Linked DNA regions of Homo sapiens: region 2 is linked to region 1. The links are chromatin loops, found by intact Hi-C in ENCODE. Cell type or tissue: breast epithelium. All regions are shown on one strand. Each heading gives the region's core, and the rest is flanking DNA. Links, peaks and the distances in the headings are about the cores only.

The links. Peaks named below come from ENCODE experiments on the same cell type or tissue, not always from the same donor. Only the 100,000 strongest peaks of a DNase experiment are listed, where the experiment ranks them.
Region 2: it touches region 1 in a loop (17-fold over the local background); 1 of 110 quality-filtered maps calls a loop at or near these places.

What each region holds. Positions count from the first base shown.
Region 1 is chr3:124,574,291-124,580,121 of GRCh38, reverse strand. The region is part of intron 34 of KALRN (kalirin RhoGEF kinase); the gene reads right to left. LOC105374076 (a long non-coding RNA gene) reads left to right here. Exons shown (of 4, transcript XR_001740872.2): 2 at 3,359-3,458. Among named protein-coding and RNA genes, the nearest start is that of UMPS, 150 kb to the left of the region's middle. RefSeq lists an enhancer at 2,134-2,423. In breast epithelium, for the core only: no CTCF peak of the experiment used is centred there; no DNase peak of the experiment used is centred there.
Region 2 is chr3:123,416,634-123,422,464 of GRCh38, reverse strand. All of the region lies in intron 1 of ADCY5 (adenylate cyclase 5), which reads left to right. Among named protein-coding and RNA genes, the nearest start is that of ADCY5, 30 kb to the left of the region's middle. In breast epithelium, for the core only: no CTCF peak of the experiment used is centred there; a DNase peak (open chromatin) is centred at 2,309; H3K27ac peaks cover 984 bases.

The sequences.
Region 1 (5,831 bases), core at 459-5,458:
CTATGAGTTCCCAGGTGATGCTGATGTTGTTGGTACAGAAACACATGGAGACCTACTCGAGATTCGGACATTGTCCTTGCCCATTTGGCATTTGTGCCCTCTTCTTTTTGTAACAGCACCTTGACTTGTCTTTGAGGAACCAGCCTTCCTCCCTTTGGAGACCATGTTTCTGGGTGTGGCTGACATCTTCCCCTTGTCCACCCTCTACTCCAAAGATAAGCCCATGACCTGGGTGTGGCCAGGCAGCCACAGGGATTGGTTCAGATTTAGCACATGACTCGAGTTTATGCAATGAGCATAAACCTTGTGATCTTAGCAAGAACATCTGAGAAAACAGCCATCCCTTTCAACAAGATTTCTAAGTTGATGGAATGTTAGCCTAAAGCAGCTGGGGGTATTTTGCTATAACAATGTGGGAAGAAGCTCTCCGAGAATGAAGCCAATACAGGGAAAAGATGAGAGAGAGAGGTAGGTTTCCCATGATATCATTTGAATAGCTAGAGAGGCTTCTTCCTAAAGCTTTATTCCTGGACCTTACTTGTGCCCGCCCCTCGCTTATACATTCCTTTTTGTGTAAGCCAGTTGAATGTCTATTATTTCAGGGTTTTCACATACCTACCCACCCACTCCCAAAGTTCAGGCTAAAAGCTCCTGAGCTATAAGCAATATATTTAAAGTAGTCTTACTTTTCAACTAGATGGCTGAGTCTCATTTATATTTTTGGCAGACTTTGTCTTCAGTGATACCTGCAGCCTAAGTCCATTTTACATGAATAAGGCTTTCTGCCTACCTACGTGACCACTTTATGTCCCACCCTCATTTCCAACAACAGTGAACCCCAAAGAATTTCTGGTATCAGCCTGCAGATGTAGTAGGCCAGGTGTACCACAATGTCAGGCCTGACATCAGGCACCAGTGTGACTGCCTCTCCCTCCACATTAACCACAGTCTTCAGTAACACTGGACCATGACCTCAGGTACCTGTCTCTTACACTAACAGACATATGCCATTTTTTTTTCCTTTAGGGTTATTCTCTTCAGATGGACAGGAAAAGAATTTTACTAAATCACAATCATTTCCCCACATTTCTTAAAGCTCAGGATAGAGAAAGAAGGAACAGCAACCATGCCCCAATTCAGGCCTAGAGATTCATAGGAGACCCTTCTTACTGTGACCTTTTATAGAGCATAGGCTTGGTGAGCCGTGATCATGGTTCCTGGTGAGTGCAGAGGCCAGGCCCTGATCTCCTTAACTCCACTCCAACCATTCCCTTGCTCTCCTTTCCCCACAGGGGTGATTCTCACCTGTAGCACTCACCCCCATATTTGGATTCTATAGGTTTTTTTTTTTTTTTAAATGGAGTTTCACTCTGTCACCCAGGCTGGAGTGCAGGGGCACATCTTGGCTCACTGCAATCTCCACCTCCCAGGTTCAAGTGATTCTCCTGCCTCAGCCTCCCGAGTACCTGGGACTACAGGCAAGCGTCACCAAGCCCGGCCAATCTATGGGTTTTAAAAAGCTCTGCAGAGGATTTCAATGTGAAGTCATGGCTGAGAACCACGGACTTTAGGGCCCAAGGCCACTCACACTGTGGATGAGTTCCTGCATTGTAGAGTTTAGGAAACACTTGAACACAAATGGTTTTACTTTCTCAAACTCTGACAATCGGTCCCTTGACCCATTCTTCCACTGCCTGCCATGCTCCCTGGTTGCTAACTGCAGGTTCCTTAATTCTCATCTTCCCTGTGTAGATTTCTGATCTATGAACTGCCTGATTGCTGATATCGGGATGGCTAATCAATATTCCCAAATTACCAAGCCCTGGCCTCCATTTGTGGCTGTGGCCTAAACATCTAAGATTCTTTCCAAGTACTAATCATTTATTCAACAAATAATTGGTCTTGGAATATTTACTATTTGTAAGTCACTAAGCTAACCTATACATGGGAGTTTATAAGGAAAATGTAAATTAAATAAGGCCTGTTCCATGAGAAAAGACAAAGAAGAACAGGGTGAATTCTAGCAGAAGTTGGTTTAATTTTCTGTGGAAGAAAAAAGAAATGGAAACAGAATAGTACTGGACATAAGGTTGGGGTTTCTTCTTTATGTGAAAAAGAGGAATTGAGACAATAGTCATCAGTAACCAGAAACACTTCAATTAGAGAGAGGAGGTACAATGTGTACATTGCTTCTATATTTAATTTGAACTCCAAATATGGTGGGGGGTTTTGTTTGTTTGTTTGTTTGTTTGTTTTGTTTTGGAGGTAGGGTCTTGCTCTGTCATCCAGGCTGAAGTGCAGTGGCATAATCAGAGCTCACTGTAACCTCAAAATCATGGGCTCCCACCTCAGTCTCTCAAGTAGCTGGGACTACAGGCATGCATCACCACACCTGCCTATAGAGATGGGGTCTCACTACATTGCCCAGGCTGGTCTTGAACTCTTGGCCTCAAGCAATCATCCTACCTCAGCCTCCCAAAGTGCTGAGACTACAGGCATGACCCACTGTGTCCAGCCCAAATATGTTTTTTTTCAAAAGTGTATAATATCTGTGTGGGTAACCATTCCCAGGTAATATGCGTTATTTTAACAGTAAGGTGTACAGAAAAAGTGTGCTTGCCAGAATCACGCATAGTAATCTCTTCTCCTTCTTATCTCTGTTTAGTGTGGTCTAACCACTGCACCACTGCTGGCCCTGTGGGTACCATCATCCACTTGGTGACAGACAGCTCCTGGACTCTAATGACTGAACCATTACTGAGCTCAGTCCATATGTCTTCACCTACTGACCTTTAAATGTGTTCCTCTGTACTTGCCCAATTGACACCTGTTTGCCTCTTTCTAGCTGTCTCACTTATCCTTAAGAGAGGCCCCAGCTCAGCCTGCAGCCACCCTCTTTTTTTTTTTTCCAGGAAGTATTACTGATCACTGTCTTGTCTGAACCAGGTTCAAGGTAGGGGGGTGGTTCAGGCCATACTGAGAGGACACAGATGTCTCCCCAGAATGGCCAACATTCCTCTTCTGTGAGGACAGAGAGGAAGAACTGCTGGCAACAAGGACAGGTTCCTGGATATCTGTACTGAGCAGCCGCCTGAGCTGGCCTGAGCTCAGGGGCAGATGAGCTATTTATCAAAGTGAAAGATGGCTGCAGCTGGAATTGCTAAAAACAAACCACTCCAGGTTTTATCTACTTCCAAAAACGTTTACCTCTAAGTAGGTCAAAGTGTTCCCAAAGTAGGGCAGTATAAGAGTGCCAGTCTATCACTCTGAGTTTCAATTAAGGTAAACTTATGATTGCTAAGTGTCCACTATGTGGGATGGCATTTTAATTCTGCCAACGCCACCTTCCCTCCTACAGGCACAAATAGCAGCTGCAGCAGCATGTACATTCACGGAGTACAGTGCAGAGGTTTCTGATGAGTCAAATGGAAAGTGGATTTTGTCTTGATGTAACTCAGGTGAGTTTATTGAGGATTTCCAATAATAGAAAGGATGTACATCTGCCAATAATGGAATGTGGATAATGACCTGCTCATCCTTCAACCAGTCCAAATAAATGAGAGGTACTTAACCCATACGTCCCCAGAGAAGACTTCCTCAATCAGGACTCCTAGCATCAGAACATGATTCCCCATTCCCATCCTGAAGTCCTCCTGCTAAAGCTTAAGCCAGTTTCCTTTACCGTTCTACATGCTGAGCCTGGTCCTTCACATAAGAACTCTGCAGAGGTCCCTGATGCATGATCCGTCCCTCCTTTCTATAAATATTTACTGAGAACTTCTTACATGGCAGCTACTGTTTTAGATGCTGGGGATAGGGCAATGAACACAGTAGACAAAATCCCTGTATTGGTAGGGGGGATTTGCAGAGGAATATTAACAAATATGTCAGGTAGTGATAAATGCAATGAAGAAAAGTAAAACAGAGAAGGGAGTATACACTGTGATGGGAGAGGGTGGGAGTTAGGGAAGACCTCTCTAATCAGGTGACATTCAAGCAGAAGGAAGTGTGACAGCAAGACATCCAAGTCTCTGAGGATCTGGGGTATCTGGTGTGTTCCAAGCAGAGGGAACAAAAGATCAGGCCCTGAGGTGAGCGTATGCATGGCTTGATTGGTAATGGCTCAGTGAGGCAGGCTGGTCAGGTGAATGGTAGACAGAATAACGTCCGCCAAAGATGTCCACATCCTCCTCTCCAGAACCTATAAATATGTTACCTTATATGGCAAAAGAGACTGTGCAAATGTGATTCTGTTAGGGACCTCGAGGCAAGGGGATTATGCTGGATCATTCTGGTGAGGACAGTGTAATGGTGGGTGTTCTTAAAAGCAGAGAACCTTTCCCACTGTGGCCCAGGGGAAACATTACCATGGAAGGAGGATCAGAAAGATGCAACATTGCTGGCTTTGAAGATGGAGAAAGTGTGGTGGTCTCTGGAAGCTGGAAGAGGCAAGAAATAGCTTTTCCCTAACAGCCTACAAAAAGGAATGTGGCCCTGATTGCTGAAACTGTGATTTTAGCCCATGGGGACTCATGTTGCATTTCCAACCCACAGAACTGTACGATAATGAGTTTGTGTTGTTGTTTGAAGCCACCATGTTCATGGTAATTTGTTACAGCAGCAACAGGAAATGAATACATAGGAGATGAAGTCAGAGAATAGGCTCCAGAACAGGTTTTGTGGAGCCTCTTTGCAGTCACAGAAAGGACTTCGTTTTACTGGAAATGAGACAGGAGACACTGGAACATTCTGAACTGAGATGGGTCTTCAGCCTGGGCCACCTCCCTGCAGCTGGGGGCAAGCAACGGGGCAATTATCTGTTCGCCCTCCTGTGTACAAAGGTGAGGAGCCAGACTTCCTGTGGCCTAGAGGCCCATGTGGAAAGTAAGGCAAGTGGGCACAATCTGAGAATCAAGATTCTGGCTGGGGTTAGTGGATACGGGGAGAAAACAAGACAACCCAGTCCTACCACAAGGGCAAAGAAAGGGGCAGGCTGTTCAGTAACTGCCCATAGGGCAGAGGGCTGGTATTCAGAATGGCAATTAGTAGTAAATGGAAAGACTTCTCATGCTTGTTTGCAGGGTTTGGGTTAAGGCTGCAGTTTCACCCCCACATAGATCCTCGGTGAGGAGTTGTTCTCAAGGAGCAAGTGAGACAGGGAAGGCAGTGTGGCGGTGAGAGGAGGGTGCTGACTGCTCTGTCCTGCAGAATCCTGTTGCTGAGAGCTCCTAGAGCTGTGGCCTGCAAGGGCTGCTCCTCAAGGCCTTTGAGGTCCTCCCATCTCTGCCCTTCCCTGAGCAGACAGGATGGGCACATCCCAAGATTGTCCAGACCATTGCCTTGCCTTCTCTTTTCCTCAAGTCACATTCAGTGCATGTCATTCCTGGGTCCCCGTGTTCTTCTAGGGGGAAAGTGTTCAGCTTAGCTAGCTGTAAGCAAGAAAACTGCACCATCTTTCCTCTGGGGGAACATTCTGTTTGCTGGGGTAACCTCCTCTCTATCATCTCCAGCTTCTTCTCAGAAAGCAGTCAGTGGCAGCCTTTCTTCTCTGGGATCAAATCCTGAGGCTCTCATTTTAGCTCTGAGCTCCATCAGCTGGTTCATTGGCTCCAAAGAGCATATTCAAGTTTGCCCCTGACTTCCCCTCTGGATGATAAGGGGCATCATCATCATGTAGATGTCACAGATTTACAGTGGGCACCAGCAGGCATGAAAACATGCTGTTGAAATTGGCATTTAACATAAGCAAAGTCACAGCAGGCTGGCTACAAAAGGGAAAAATGCAGGATCTCTGCAGAGGGACCCAGAGAGACCAGCTCTTTCCATGGACA
Region 2 (5,831 bases), core at 226-5,225, 1.2 Mb after region 1:
GTGTCTCCATCTAGCACTTGGAGCTATTGCTATCCACTCCACAGGGCTGTTGTGAGAATTTGTTTACTAATCTGTATAAAACACCCTAACCTACCACCCTGCCCATGGGACTTCCGTGGGCAGCCCGAGAGGAGGTACGTCTACTAAATGACTAGCTCCTCTGGCCACTGTGCCTACCCTCAGTTTTTCAAGATCTTGTTCATTTTAGCTTCTGGCTGCTTTAACTGCTCATCCAAATCTAGACTCAGCTTTGGTGCCACTTTGCCGAGAGAAAGGGGAGAAAGCCTGGCAGCATTAGGAGCTGAGCAGAACCCTTCAAGTGCCCCTCTGCCCAGGAGGAAGCTGACAGTCCCAGTGCCTGCACAGTTTTTTGCTTCCTAGTAAAGACTGCATTATTATGAGCTAATGTCTGTGCTGTCCCTGGAGTGGCCAGGGGAGAAACACCGGGTAATGTGATTATTACAACAGTGACAATAACAACAACAGCACACCAACATGCACACACATTTACGGAGAAGGCCGTGAGTTGAGGGGCTGGCTCCAGGCCAGGGCTGTGGTTAGCACACCAGGGATGGCTGTGGCGCTTGAACACAGTGAGTTTCAGGCTTTTCATGCTCAACTCTCTCTCCCACAGTCCTCCCCCATTGAATAAAAAGCCAACAGGACATATCAATAAATCCTTTCCACTATAGCATAGCAGTGGGTTTGATATAATGTGGTCTTGTGCCTGCCTGGGAGGCCAGTGGGGGAGCTCTCAAAAAGGAAGGCAGTGGGCTCCATCTGTCCTGTGCCCCCATGCCCTTTACTCTTTACTTGCCCACTCAGAACTCCTCCCACCCAGTCATTGCCTACCACCCACCCTTGGGTGACAATGTGAGCCAGGGTACAGGGAGCAATTGCCCTGTGAGAACTCCCCATGGCTCAATCTGATGGTCATAGTGGACCACACCCAGGTACTAGATTTAGGACTAGGTGTCATGATGAGATAATGTCTGTGCTGCTCAGAACCGGCACAAGTGCTAACAGTATGACGTGATTATTGTACTGTAGTGGCTAAAGACCACCTGAGTTTGAATCCTGGGTTTGTCATTCATGTACTGTACAACCTTGAGGCAGTTACCTAACCTGTCTGGGTCTCTGCTTTCTCAGTAGGAAGTGGAGATAATAAAAGTAACCTACTTCTCAGTGCTGGTAAACATGCTTATAATAGTGTGTAGCACCTGGTAAACCCTACGAAGATTTACTCTTTTATAGTCATTCTTTCAACAGAACAATAAGCACCTGGAGTGATTCCCATCCTTGGGGTCTGTTATATGTTAAACTGTCTCCCAAAAAGGATATTGAAATCCCAACCCACAGTACCTATGACTTATTTGAAAATAGGGTCTTTGCAAATGACAATGTTAAGATGTCATCAGGGTGGGCCCTAATCCAGTGTGACTGGTGTCCTTATAAAAAGGGGAAATTTGGACACAGAGACAGACATACGCAGAGGCAAGATGACCTGAAGACAGGGAGAGAACACCATCTACAAGCCAAGGAACACCTGAGGCTACCACAAGCCAGGAGAGAGGCAGGGAACAGATTTTTCCTTCTGGGGAAACAGCCCTCAGAAGGAACCAACTCTGCCAACGTTTTGATTTTGGACTTCTGGCCTTCAGAACTGTGAGACAATAGATTTCCGTTGTTTATGCCACTGAGTTGGGGAATTTTGCTGCAGTAGCCCTAGCAGACTAGTGCAGGATCTGAAGGGGGTATGGTGTGGCCACTGCCCCTCACCGCTGCCCTGAGCTGCTTGTTACCCCCCAGGGACAAACAGTGTCAGAACTGAGCAGACCGGGGTGGCGAGGCTTTGGCTGGCCTCAAGCCTCTGGCATCTGTCTCAGATGGTCCAGGCTCTTGGCCGTGTAGGAGAATGGAGATGCGGCCATCTGTAGGGCCTGGGGCACAGATCACTCACCCCTCACCTCCCACCCTACCTTCCTGCCTCTCACCTCTTTCTTAGCGCACTTCCTACCTGCTCCAGGCAGGAGGAAAAGGAGAAAGGAGGTAACAAATCTCTGGAGAGGACAACCCAAAGCAGGGTTTTGGCCTGAGCATCTCTACCCGTCTTCTCGCCATCTCCTGGAGGCTTAACTGTGATCTCTAAGCGGGAAATGATATGCCTATCTAGGGTGTATCTGTGTGTCTGTGCATGCATGTGAGTGTGGATAGAGAATGTCCTTCATTAAGCTGCTGTGGCCTCATGACCATGACTCATAAACTTACAATCAAGCTCTGCTGGACAGAGGAGACCTGTCCCCAGGGTGGGTGATGCCAGCTTCTGATGTAGCAGCCAGTGCCAAGGCCCTCCGCAGCGCACCTTGGCAGTCTGCCCCGCCTGCTCCCTCTAAAGAACGGTTTGTTCAGTTTCATTTGAGGAAACAGATATGTCTTGAGCATCTCTGTATGTATAGCCCAGGGATACAGTGATGAGGATGGTGCAGGCTTCACCCACAGGGAGCTCATCATTTGTGCTGGGTGGAGGGGTGGGGGGGTGTCTACAACAACTGCGCAAATAATACAAGGTAGAATAAAATGAGCACGGGGGAAGTGCAAGGTGAGAGTCGGAGTGGGAAGAGCGACTCGGAGGAGGAGGGGAGCTGAGCAGCAGCTGGGGAGAGCTGGATGGGGGAGAGCCCAGGGAAGGTTTCATGAAGGAGGTCACTTTTGAGAGGGGCCGCGCAGCAAGAGCCTCGCTGGCAGGGGGAGCAGTGGAAGCAAAGGATTGGAAGCTGGAATGTGCCACGTATGTCCGGGTACACAGAGTCTTCCCCGGTGACCCAAGCACAGGGTCCTCCCTGGAGCAGGCAGGAGTTGAGGCTGGAATGTGACACATCATGGTTGCCCTCACATGCTGGGGTGAGGAGTATCTACAGAACCGAAGTGTAAAAGGGGATCCACTGAGGTCTGCAGGCAGGAGTGCACGGTCGGTTGGACAGGGAGCATTTACAGGATTGAGGAGGCTGATGCAAGTCTGGCAACGTGGGTATGGGGCCTGAGGTGGGAGTAGGAAGGAAACGGTGAAGGGAGAGACATTTCTGTTGGAAAAGTGACAGGATTTGGCAAGCGAGGAAGAGGAGGCGTGGAAGATGAGCCAGAGTGATGGAATAGTGCTGCCATTCAAAGAGAAGTGGGTGGGCGGACGGCACTTCCCTGGCCTGTGGGGGCGCGTGGAGGGGAGGGCCTTGAGTGCCACCTGACTGTGTGCTCGTCAGATGCATGGAGGGCCTGGAATCATGATGAGGGGAGGGGATGCGGTGCTCTCTCGGGCACCGGCTGCACTATCAGCGTTCCCTGGAGAAACAGAACCCTTAGGATTTATATAGACATATAGAAAGATTTACTGTGGGGGATTGGCTCATGCCGTTACGGAGACTGAGAAGACCCATGAGCTGTTGTCTGTAAGCTGGAGGACCAGAAAAGCCAGTGACGTGGTTTCAGTCCAAGCCTGAAGGCCTGAAACCCAGGAGAGACAATGTTGTAAGTCCCAGCCTAAGTCAGAGGCCTGAGAACCAGGAGCCCGCTTTCCAAGGGCAGGGGAAGATGGATGTCTCAGCTCAAGAAGAGAGTGAATTCTCCCCTCCTCTACCTTTTTGCTCTATTCAAGCCTTCAGTGGATTTGATAACGCCCACCTGAATTTGGTGAGGGCGATTGCTATGGTTTGAGTTTGTTTCCACCGAAACTCACGTTGAAATTTGATCTCCGATGTGGTGGTGTTGGAAGGTGGGGCCTAGTGGAAGGTGTGTGGGTCATGGGGTCAGATCCCTCAGGAATGACTTGGTGCTGTTCTTCTGGTAGTGAGTGAGTTCTCACTCTGCTGAGGCTGGATTCGTTCCTGGGAGAGTGAGTTGTTGTAAAGCCAGGGCGCCCATAGGTTTTGTTCCTTCACACGTATCTGCTTCCCCTTTGATCTTTGCCATGTTGTGACACAGCATGAAAAGCCTTCTGCAGAAGCAGAGCAGATGCTGGTGCTATGCTTCTTGAACTTTTCAGCCTGCAGAAGCATGAGCTAAATATACCTCTTTTCTTTCTAAATTACCCAGTCTCAGGTATTCTGTTATAGCAACACAAAATGTACTAAGGCAGCGATTTTCTTTACTCAGTTGGCTGATTCCAATGCTAATCTCTTCTGGATGTACCCTTGCAGATACACCCAGATATAATGTTTTACAGCTATGTGGGCATCCCTTAGCCTAGTCAAGTTCACATGTAAAATTAGCCCTCATGCCAGGGATGGTGGGAACATGGACCAGGTGGTAAGGTGGGATCTGTTAGTGAACATGTGCCACTGGCCTTTCCAGGAACCAGTGATCAGTGTGGGTCTCACCTCCTGGGATCTGAGTGCTCTGTAACTTAGACCTGCTGATGGGGCACAGTGGCTGGGTTCACCAGGGAAATGAGCCCACTCTGATTACTGTGAATGGCAGTTTCCTTGACTGCAGAATTGTTGGTAGTCATGGCTGGTCCAGAGTCTCGCTCTGTTGGAAGGCCACCCACTCTGCATTTTCCTCCAGCACATTGCAGGCATCCCAGGCCATCTTACCTTACGAGCCTTCATTTATATCATTTTCGGAGTTCTATTTCATAAAATTCTAGAATGTCAGGGCTGGAAAGAAGTATAACCATCATCTCCAGCCCTTTCATTTTCAGAGGAAAAAATGGAGGCCCAGAGAGGTGAGGTGACCACCCAGGGTCACATGGCTATTCCATGGCTGATTTAGACCCATCTGAATGGATCGGATTTAGACCTGCCATCTTCTGACTTGAGATACTGTCCCATGGCTCATGTCTTTTCCATGTTACTTCCTCTATTTGTAGATTTCTGGCCACTTCAATGCCAGGAGTGACACATCCATCTCTAGCATTCAGCAAAGTGGACATTTAGTAAGGACTTGTCCCTGAATGAGAGAAGGACAATGACTGGCCTGTGCAAATATCTGTTCAGTTACAGAGTTCTGGGGGCAAGGGCTTAAGGTAATGTTCTCTCTGGGGACCTGTCTGTCCAGGGCTTGTGAGGGGAAGAGGGCTCACTGGCCAGCGGGCCGTTATCTCCCTCACTGCCCCATTAGGGAGCCCAGGAAGAGGAATGAGGAGAGAAGGTGGGAGCCTCTCACTGACTTCCTGAAGATGCAGAGCCACCTGTGGCCTTTTCATGCCTCCTGCCCTGGATCACATGGTGGTGGTGGGGTAGGGGGGAACCTGGTACCTTGGGGATGCCAAGAAATCAGGGGCTCTTGAGCTAGACAGATCTGCTGTGGGGACAGATGGAACTGCAATGCACCTTTGGCTCTCAGCTCTCTCGGGGGAAGGAGCTATTCGTCTGCTCAGGCTGCTGTAACATTTACCAGAGATTGGGGGCATAAACAACAGAAATGTATTTTCTCACAGTTCTGGAGGCTGGAAGTCAGGATCAAGGTGCCAGAGGATTGGGGTCGGATGAGGATTCTCCCTTTGGGTTGCAGATGGCTGCCTTTCGCTGGGTCTTTTCTCTGTGTTCTCACAAAGCGAGAGATATCTCTGGAGCCTACTCTTTTTCCTGTGAGATGAGGGTCCCAATCTTATGACGTCATTTAAGCCTAATTACCTCCCTCAAGTCTTCATCGCCAAATACACTCACACTCATGCATACACACACACAAATACACTCCCACCCTCTCTCCTCATTCCTCTTCCTGGGGTCCGTAATGGGGCAGTGAGGGAGATAACTGCTTGCTGGCCAGTGAGCCCTCCTCCCCTCACAAGCCCTGGACAGGGCTTCAACAGAGGAATTTTGGGGGCCATAATTCAG